2 separate regions of the Homo sapiens genome follow, and region 1 is linked to region 2. Evidence: chromatin contacts called from ENCODE Hi-C or POLR2A ChIA-PET data. All regions are on one chromosome and are shown on one strand. The core of a region is the stretch at or near the end of the contact, and the rest is flanking DNA. Distances in the headings are between cores, read along the strand shown.

Region 1 (5,084 bases), core at 1,345-3,844, 97 kb before region 2:
TCCTGCAGGCAGCAACTGCTGTGTTCACCTCTCAATCCCCTGTGTCTAGCACAGAGCCTGGCCCATGGTGTGCACGGACGAATAGTTACTGGCTGAATGACTGAGCAGATGTGGGAAGGGAAGGAAGGGAAATCTCACTCCAAGACAAACAAGGAAGATGTCAGAAGCCACACTATATATCCTCCAAGGGAGGCGATTTTTTCTATCAACTAAGAAGCACACAACACCATGCTGGGTGCCAGGAGTTGGCAGCACTGCTGGAGGAGGTTCAAGATACTTTTGGAGCCAAATAAACTACCTGAGCAATGCTCGTCATTTGCCAAAGGATTGCCTTAGAGATGTCACACGGATGTTACAGGTCATCTTGCCCTTGCTTTGCATCTAGGCTTAATACATTATCACCCACCAATGCCCCCACCCCCAAGCAACCCAACATCTGTCTCTCTCTCTCACACACACACACAGACAAACACACACACCACACAGCATATAAAGTATTTTTTAAATTAAAAAATTAAACTGTAGTAAACACACATAACATAAAATTTACCACTGCAACCATTTCTAAGTGTGCAAGCTCAGTAGGGTTAAGTGCATTCACATTGTTCTGCAACCATCACCACCATCCATCCCCACAACTTTTCATCTTGCAAAACTGAAACTATACCCAGGAAACATTAACTCCCCATTCTTTCCCCACCCTCACACCAGCCACCCCCTACCACTCTTCTACTTTCTGCTTCTATGCATTTGACTATTCTCAATGCCGCATGTAAGTGGGATCATACAGCATTTGTTCTTTTGTGACTGGCTTATTTCACTCAGCATAATGTCCTCAAGGTTCATTCACATTATAGCATGTGTGAGAATTTCCTTCCTTTTCAAGGCTGAATAATATTCCATTGCATGGATAGACCACATCTTGTTTATTCATTCCTCTGACAATAGACACTTGAGTTGCTTCTACCTTTTGGCTATTGTGAATAATGCTGCTATGGTAAACATGGGTGCACAAATACCTCTTTGAGACCCTGCTTTCAGTTCTTTTGGGTATAGCCCCAGAAGTGAAATTTTAAGATCATATAGGAATTCTATCTTTAATTTTTTTAAGGAAGCTTCATGCTGTTTTTCATAGCGGCTGCGCCATCTTCCATTTCCACCCACGGTGCATGAAAGTTCCAATTTCTCCACATCCTTTACTCCCAAAGCGTTGATGGGTTTTGTAGCTTTTCCTGAATATTTCTTGGTGGAGGTGGGAGGAAGGTGGTCACATTCCATATCATACCACAAATGTTTTTAAATATGTTCTTTAAGCAACTCTCTTTTTCTCTCTGGGATTCTATTTCAGGTCACAGATAGTTCCTCTTTCCCCATTCTCCTTACCAATAAGATCTCCTTGCTAGACTTATCACAACAATGAACATTATTAATTTCATTATTATTGTTTCAAAAGTATTTTTGAGGCCGGGTGTGGTGGCTCATGCCTGTAATCCCAGCACTTTAGGAAGCTGAGGCAGGTGGATCGCCTGAGATCAGGAGTTTGAGACCAGCCTGGCCAATGTGGTAAAACCCCATCTCTGCTAAAAATACAAAAATTAGCCAAGCTTAGTGGCGGGTGCCTGTAATCCCAGCTACTTGGGAGGCTGAGGCGGGAGAATCGCTTGAACCCGGGAGGCGAAGGATGCAGTGAGCTGAGATCGTACCACTGCACTCCAGCCTGGGCAACAGAGGGAGACTCTGTCTCAAAAAAAAAAAAAAAGTATTTTTGATTAAGTATTTGCTCATGTAGTTCAACATTTAAAATGTCCTCAAATCTCCCTTCTAGACAGTCCTATATCCACCGAGTTCCATTCCCCGGAGGCCACTCATGTATTGCTTCCTTATTACATATCTGGAGATATTTTATAGACATAAGATAGGAGAGCAAATTGATGAGTGGTAACATGAAGCATGAAATATAAAAGTAATAATAGGTAAGCACCAAAAACAGAACTGAAAGTATGCAGACAAAGAAAATCAGATAGGTCTGTTTAATATCAGCTGAGAGCATGAGATAAAATGGAAAGTAGCCACCTGGTTCTTTGCATGATTTGCATCACAGATACATAATATAGGTTGCACACACCTGGAAGAAAAGCAGATTGCATTATAGCAATTACCAAAGCAGGACCATGGGACAATCTGGGGTGGGTAAGGGGGCAGTGGCCTAGAACCACATGAGCAGAATTTTTGAGCATCCTGAGTGGAATTTTGGGCAGACTCAACGGAGGGTTTGGTGTTTGGGGGTTTGGTGTTTGGATAAATAGCTAAACCTAAGCCTGCACACTTGAGACATCTGGGATACCACAGACCTGTTTTCTCACTGATTTGATAGGTTACCAATGTAGACATATTTGTTTTAAAAGGGTCACCATGCTTCCCTGCCGTTGATTCCATTGGGAGGATGAGTCCTGGACAGGGCCGGAGTGATCCATTCCTTGGGTTGTGCTTCTCAATACTTGCTTTCATCTTCTTTTCTGGTACATGGCTAGTCCCTCTATCTAGTGGAACCATGGGCTGGTTTTCACCAAGGTAACATGAGAGGAAGTGATTATCTCAGTTGATTTTTTGCTGTTAGAATATCACAGACTGGTAATTTATAAAAAACAGAAGTTAATTTGCTCACAGTTCTGAAGGCTGGGAAGTCCAATGTCAAGGAGTGGCAGATTTCGGGATGGTGCCTTAAACACTGCATCCTCCAGAGGGGAGCAATGCCTTGTCCTCACATGGCCCAAGGCAGAAGGGCAAAGAGAGAAAAGGAGGATAGGCTCATCCTTTATAATGGCATTAATCCTACATGTGGGAATAGAGCCTTCACGGCCTAATCCCTTCTTAAAGATCCTACCTCTTAATACTGTTACAATGGTAGTTAAATTTCCACATGAATTTTGGAGGGGACAAATATTCAAGCCATAGCAGTGATATTGCCATGTGTAGACTACAGCAGTCCCTTGGGAGACTTTATTCCAGTGACACCAACCACTGCTCCAAAAGAATCCAAGTTCTTCACCTCTATACTCTACTGTCTTCTCTTGGTTGCCTCCACAAATCATATCCACCATGAAAGAATAAGTAGTTATTATTTATTTAATCATCAAGAATAGTCAATAAACTGTCCCCATGGGCAATCTCAAAACTGCCAGGACGATAGCACCATTAGTGGAATAAGACTATAGCTTTCAAAGCTCTTCATCCCTGTGTCTTGAGCCCTCTTAGATCTATTTAGAGATACCTCCCTGCTATGATTTGAATGCTTTTCCCCTTTCATGTTGAAATTTAATCCTTGAAGTGGCAGTATGGAGAGGGGGCCTTTAAGAGGTGATTGGGCCATGATATCTCTGTCCTCATGAATGGATTCATCCATTTGTGGATTAACAGATTAATGGGTGATCATGGGAGTGGAACTGGTGGCTTTATAAGAAGAGGAAGAGAGACCTGAGTACACTAACACACTCAGCCCCCTGTCCATGTGATGCCCTGCACTGCCCTGGGACTCTGCAGAGTCCCCAACAGCAAGAAGGCTCTCACTAGATGTAGACCCTTGACCTTGGACTTCTCAGTCTCCATAACTGTAAGAAATACATTTCTTTTCTTTTTTTCTTTTTTTTTTTTTTGAGACAGGTTTTGCTCTGTCACCCAGGCTGGGCTGCAGTGGTGTGGTCATGTCTCACTGCAGCCTCAATGTCTTGGGCTAAAGGTGTTCTCCCCACCTTAGCTTCCTGAGTAGCTGGGACGACAGGTGTGCACCACCACGCCCAGCTAATTTTTTTAATTTTTTACTTTTTTCATAGAGATGGGGTCTCCCTATGTTGCCAAGGCTGGTCTTGGATTCCTGGCCTCAAGTGTTCCTCAGGCCTTGGCCTCCTAAAGTGTTGGGATTATAGGCATGAACCACTGTGATTGGCTCAAATTCCTTTTCTTTATAAATTACCCAGTTTTAGATATTCTGTCATAAGCAACAGAAAATGGACTCAGATGCTCCTTCTAAGGACCCCTCAGCGATTTGTATTTTATGCTAGTAGATGGAACAAATGCAAATTCCTGGTAGGTCTTGAGAAGTACAGGTGGTGTATTCTAATTCAGGATTGATGACTCAGGACTCTGGATTTACATTTTCTCACATACCATTAGCCAAGCATGGTGGCGGGCGGGGCGCCTGTAATCCCAGCTACTGGGGAGGCTGAGGCAGGAGAATCGCTTGAACCCAGGAGGTGGAGGTTGCAGTGAGCCAAGATCGTGCCACTGTACTCCAGTCCACTGAATCCCGACTCCAGCTCTAGGGTGGTGGAGTCTGTGTGCTGCCATGTGCTGTGGTTGCTGTGGGGATCTCACTCTCCCCATCCCACTCCCACTGTCTGCCCCGGCTTTCTCTGTGCCTCATTGTCCCATCAGTCAGGGAGACTCACCACAGCCGCTATCATTGTAACATCAGTGTTGAACAATAATCGAAACCCAAATAGAGATCTCCCCTCTCCTTAAAAAACATTCTAATAATATTCCAAGGTCAGGGCCAACAGTACAAAAACATTGTTCTCATTAATGTGCACACATATATTGAATGTACATGCTTTATTTTGACTCAAATTTTCCAACATGGGTCTAACTGTGAATAGCTGAAGATACTTTTTTTTCAGTTTTGCTTTTTTTTTTTTTGAGATGGAGTTTTGCTCTTGTTGCCCAGGCTGGAGTGCAATGGCATGATCTCAGCTCACGGCAACCTCTACCTCCTGGGTTCAAGTGATTCTCCTGCCTCAGCCTCCCGAGTAGCTGGGATTACAAGCATGCGCCGCCACGTCCGGCTAACTTCATATTTTTAGTAGAGATGGGGTTTCACCATGTTGGTCAGGCTGGTCTCGAACTCCTGACCTCAGGTGATCCGCCCATCTAGGCCTCCCAAAGTGCTGGGATTACAAGCATGAGCCACCATGCCCGGCCTAGTTTTGCATTTTTTATGGATACAGAATACTTATACATATTTATGGGGTAAATGTGATATTTGGATACAAGCATACAATGTGTAGTGATCAAATTGTCGTATGTAGGGT
Region 2 (4,994 bases), core at 970-3,469:
AGTGTGGTGGCTCACACCTATAATCCCAACATTTTGGGAGGCTGAGGCAGGAGGATTGCTTGAGGCCAGGAGTTCAAGACCAGCCTGGGCTACATAGCAAGACCCCATCTCTACAAAAAATTAAAAAATTAGCTGGGCATGGTGATGCCTGCCTGCAGTCCTCGCTATTCGAGAGGCTGAGGTGAAAGGATCGCCTGAGCCCAGGGGTTTGAGGCTGCAGTGAACTATGATTGCACAACTGTACTCCAGCTTGGGTGACAGCGTGAGACCCTGTCTCCTAAAAACAAAAACAAAAACAAAACCAGGATAATCTATTTCTTACTGTGGCTCATGGTGAAATGTTTGAAAACTTCTGATAGCAGGGCCTAGCTTGTGGAGGAATGCCATATGAAGGATTCTTACCTTGTGTTTGGGCCATGGACTCTTGAGAGACATTTGAAAGCTACTGGGAGTCTCTCCATTTCTGGCACACATATGCCCGGCATTGTGCACATGATCTTGGTAGATCTTGATGGACTTTGCAGCCTATTCACAGTCCTGGTTAAATCCCTCTGATCTGAACCAGGGAGAAAGAGGAGGCTGGAGGAGATAAAGGACTGATATCTCCCAGGGTCTTGGATTTCTGATGAGGAGCAAATGCCATCCATCTCCCATAGGAGATCAGTGAAGGCTTCCAAGGAAGGGAAGCTCACTATAAAATTCATATTTTAGAAAGATTGTCCTGGAAGCACTTAGAGGCCAGAAGTCCAACTTAGAGGCTATTGTCACAGGTATGTGAGTCATGGTGGAGCCCAGGTAGATAGGAGGGCACAACTGTGAGAAGTTTTTAGAATTAAAAAAATCACTGGACTTGGTATTTGTTTGGATATGGGGAGAAGTGAGGGAGGAGGAGTTTGGGGTAGCCCTTGGGTTTCTAGCTTTGAGTGGACAGTGGTGTTAATTGCTGAGTCTGGAATAAACCTATAAGGAGGTTTGTGGAAGAAAAGGAGGTTAGTTTTGTAGTTAAGGGATTGCATGGGTATATATCCAGTAGCCCAGTGTATCCTCCTAGCATTCTTTCTGCAAATAGAAGACTCTGTGACACTAGAGAGCAACTGTCAAGTTAGGGTGGGGTGGGGGGCCGAGAGGGCTGGAAGAGGAGGGGGCTTTGTACTTCGTTTGCCTTTGTGTTCTTTGGCCAACAGTTTGGTGATGGCCACAGGAGTCCCTGAAAGGCTCTGAGAGCTCTGTTCGCAATAGAAATGGGAGGCGAGGTGCATTGGGGTGAACTGGAACAGAGAGCGAATGATTCTTGAGATGAAGCTGGAGCCTCTGGAGGCAAGGGGCCTGCACACACAGACTGGCTTTGGAAATATAGGAGAAGGCGGCCTCGGAGGGTGCTGGGAGGAGACACGTAACAGCCACAGTGGAGAAGGCCCAGCAGGCAGCGGCGAGTGGCAGGGGACTGTGTGTGCACATCCAGCCCCACTTGGGTCTGCATTCGGTGGGTTTAACAGCCCCCCTCCATAAGCACCTGCCAGGAAGGGCCTTAACCTTAGCATCGTGTTCCCGGCCTGTGTCCTGACTGTGGCTTGCTGTGCTTCTGATGACCCAGCCACCGAGCTCTTGCTGATGGTCTGGCCCTGAGCCCTAGTGCTTGGTGCTGTCCATTGGTCCTGACCCCTTGCTTCCCCTCTATCCCCTGCCTATAGACCCACATTTGCTCTCATACCCTAGACTGAGTTTCCTCCAGTCTGTCTGGGTCACACCTTGTCTCATCCAGGGCCCTGCCTAGCCTGGGCTCCTGTGGCCTCATTTCTGCTGGATTCCATTGAGTCTACCAGCAGGAAACAGACCCAGGACCTCCAAGCCTGTTTCAGGCTCAGGAACCTGAACTAACGATGTCTGTTTCAGCTCTAGAGGAGAAGATTGCAGTCAGGAACTTAATGCTCTTTCACTCTTGATACGCACTACTATGAATCTGGGTTAGAGTCCAATTTGTATGTGATTATCTGGGTGAACTCCTTAACTGTTTGTAATACCACTAAGTATTTCCAGATGTTAGCACGACACGCATACTGTGCTGCTGTGATGGGGCATTAAGTGCTGAAAGTTTTTTTTTTTTTTTTTTTTTTAAGTAAGAAAAAACACATACAGGGAAATTAAATCTTCCACCATAAAGATCCTGCATTATTTGCCAACCACAAGAGTTTTTCCTGGGCCGGGACCTGTGTCTCCTCCCAGCACTTATTCCAGCTGCTCAGGCATTCTGTGATAAAGTTACTCATTAGCTCCAGATACTAGCATTACCAGAGTCCTGTTCAGCGGTTCAGTGATTTGGCACCCAGAAAAAAGCAAAGGCAATTTCCGAATTCTAGCAACCCCCCCAAATAGAACCAAATAATAGTCCTGACCTCATGAGGCTCTCATGAAACTTAAAGGAGACAAGGCGTAGAAAGCACCCAGCACAGAGTCTGGCATCTACCGAGGTCTCTGTCGAGACCGGCTCTCCCTCTCTTTTTTTTTAAAGAAGGCCATGAAATACCAGACCAACAGATTTTCACATCAGCTGGGACAGTGCCATTGAAGCCTGTGACATGGGTTTATCAGTAGTTGAGAAATTGATCAAGAAGATGCTATGCAGGAAAAGAAACAGTTAGAAAAAACAGGAGTTGTGGAGCTAGAAGACTTCGGTTTGAATCTTAGCTTTGTTTCTTCCTACCTTCTCAGGCTCAAGGTGTTTTTTTGTTTGTTTGTTTTTGTTTTTTTCCTGCATTTCTCAGGGCAATGGTTTCATTTTTCCTATGTAACTTTTTCTTTAAGATGAGAAACAGGTCTGATGTTCCAAAGCTCAAAGTTTCAAACGCTGGAATATACGGGTGTCCAGGGAGCAATGGAAACAGTGGTCACAGTGCTGGTCTGGGAATCTGAGTGCCTGATCCCACCAGAGGACTTTGGAAATGTATGGTTCTGTACTTAGGAAGCGGCCAGCCTTTCTGGAGATGGCTGTGATTCTGGGAGAAAACAGCTGAAGAAATATAATGGTTAGGTCAGGACCCACACCCAGGCCACCAGGCTGGCGAACCCCAAGGCCAAGTGTATCCTTTGCTGGAAAATGAATTCTCAGGGAGGAAGCATGTGGTTGGATGATGTTCCTTCTTGTCTTCCCAGCTTGTAGAATCAACCAGATGTTTTTCCACACAGAATGCTAGTTCTTTAAGACACAGGCTGGGTGACATGTTTCCTTAGAGTGACAATATTTCCTTATAGTGACATTTTCCTTGACTGGCTCCATGCAGAATAGGAGGATATAGAATAGGAGGAGAAGGTTTCTGCTGTGGCACCTGGAGTGGTACTTGGTGCACGCCAGGTGCTAGACAATGTGTGTGACAAGGATGCACGTGAAATGCCCCCCCCCGAGTGCCTCAGTGACTGCAGTAAAGTGGCCCTTGTCATGGTCCTCTTCCTCTTTCTGCATTCAGTCTTCATGCTGGGCGGCATGAAGAGAGAAACAAAAACCACCTTTCTTGCCAGGGTCTTAGTACCATTTTGCTGCTCTTATCTTTCAAGTAAGGGAGAACATCTAAGAAACTTATCACCGTATTCATTCTAGACTGTTAGGGATTTAACTCTTCACCTACTTCCCTGAGTGGTCTGGGCTGGAGGTTCAGAGCTAAGTGGGCTGGGTGTAAATCAGGATTCCGTCCCTCACTAGCTGTGAGGCTGTGGGTAATTCACTTCATCTCTCTGAGCCTTCATTTTCTCACCTGAAAATTGGGCATGCTAATACTTTTCCATCTCCTTCCCAGGGTTCACAGGATTAAATGAAATTATTAACACAAAGTTCTTGGCCTGGTAGGGGGCATGTACGTGGCCACCGTCCTGGTGCTGGACACTGGGGTAAGAGTTTGGAAGTTATTGGCTGGGCAAGGTGGCTCACGCCTGTAATCCTAGCACTTTGGGAGGCTGAGGCAGGTGGATCACGAGGTCAGGAGATTGAGACCATCTTGGCTAACACGGTGAAACACCGTCTCTACTAAAAATACAAAAAAAAATTTAGCTGGGCGTGGTGGCATGCGCCTGTAGTCCCATCTACTCGAGATGCTGAGGCAGGAGAATCGCTTGAACCCGGGAGGCAGAGGTTGCAGTGAACTGAGACCACCACTGCACTCCAGCCTGGGCAACAGAGCAAGACTCCATTTAAAAAAAAAAAGTTATTGACATGATTTTCTCTTTTGCCTTCCATCGTCTATAACCTTTATGCCAACTGGCTGGTGCTAGAGTAGAGAAAAAGATTAGGATTTGTTACAGAACAAAGCTCTCCACCATTTGTTTATCTCATTTCAAAACAGGGAGCTGATTGAAGGCAGCCTTAGAGCTTGTATTTTAGACAAGGAGTGATACAATGTTTAGCAGGGATGCACTAAGCCAGAGCCGGGGGAGTGGTCTTCCCTGGAGCAGGCAATAACAGGATGCATTTTCTGCAGATAATTTTAAAACAAGCGTAAAATCAACCAAATATTGAGTCTACTTTTTATTATCACCAAACACAAGCAGTGTTAGATAATACCTGTGATAAAAGTCATCTTGTGCAAAAAGTTATGCTCTAAATTCTGAACAATTGATACAGTTACTGTTGAGCTGTAATAAAATAGGGAGGTGTCTTAGCAGTTTCTAAATGTCTTCTTTAATAAGGAATTGTATTCTCTGCGGAAAGTAACGGGAAGTAATTTGGAGAACATTCAGGTATGCGGGTTGATTCTCCCAACACATGTATCCAGAACTATGTTTCATTTTGGGAGTGAATTTGTAATGAACTGGAAGCATTAATTCTGACTGTGGGTGTAGTTTATGTCTTCCATCCCTGGGTACAACACATTCCTTTACAAAATGGTATATCAATTTAATAGAATATGATTCAATTGCCAACAAAAATAAGGTAGATTTATACAAACTGATATATACTATAATAGAGTACCTATGGTACAATCTCCAATATATAGTGTTAAATGAAG

The links. Hi-C counts contacts between places; a loop is a spot of excess contacts on that map. ChIA-PET counts read pairs that join two places held with the same protein, here RNA polymerase II (POLR2A). Pooled maps may share reads with other maps.
Region 1: a loop to region 2 is called in a map of CD8-positive, alpha-beta T cell, with 4 times the contacts of the local background. The contact joins two enhancer-like sites. A Hi-C loop is called at or near these places in 16 of 168 maps with a recorded cell type or tissue (CD8-positive, alpha-beta T cell, PC-9, Right ventricle myocardium inferior and 11 more) and 17 of 50 pooled maps. POLR2A ChIA-PET finds 5 or more read pairs at or near these places in 6 of 52 experiments (CD4-positive, alpha-beta memory T cell, CD8-positive, alpha-beta memory T cell, Panc1 and 2 more).

What each region holds. Positions count from the first base shown.
Region 1 is chr1:235,002,142-235,007,225 of GRCh38, reverse strand. No RefSeq gene overlaps it. Among named protein-coding and RNA genes, the nearest start is that of LINC03108, 24 kb to the right of the region's middle. RefSeq lists an enhancer at 930-989. Within about 2 kb of position 2,594, at least 2 of the 41 ENCODE cell types and tissues checked have a DNase peak (open chromatin) inside an H3K27ac peak, as active enhancers do.
Region 2 is chr1:234,905,281-234,910,274 of GRCh38, reverse strand. No RefSeq gene overlaps it. Among named protein-coding and RNA genes, the nearest start is that of LINC02971, 49 kb to the left of the region's middle. Within about 2 kb of position 2,219, at least 4 of the 41 ENCODE cell types and tissues checked have a DNase peak (open chromatin) inside an H3K27ac peak, as active enhancers do.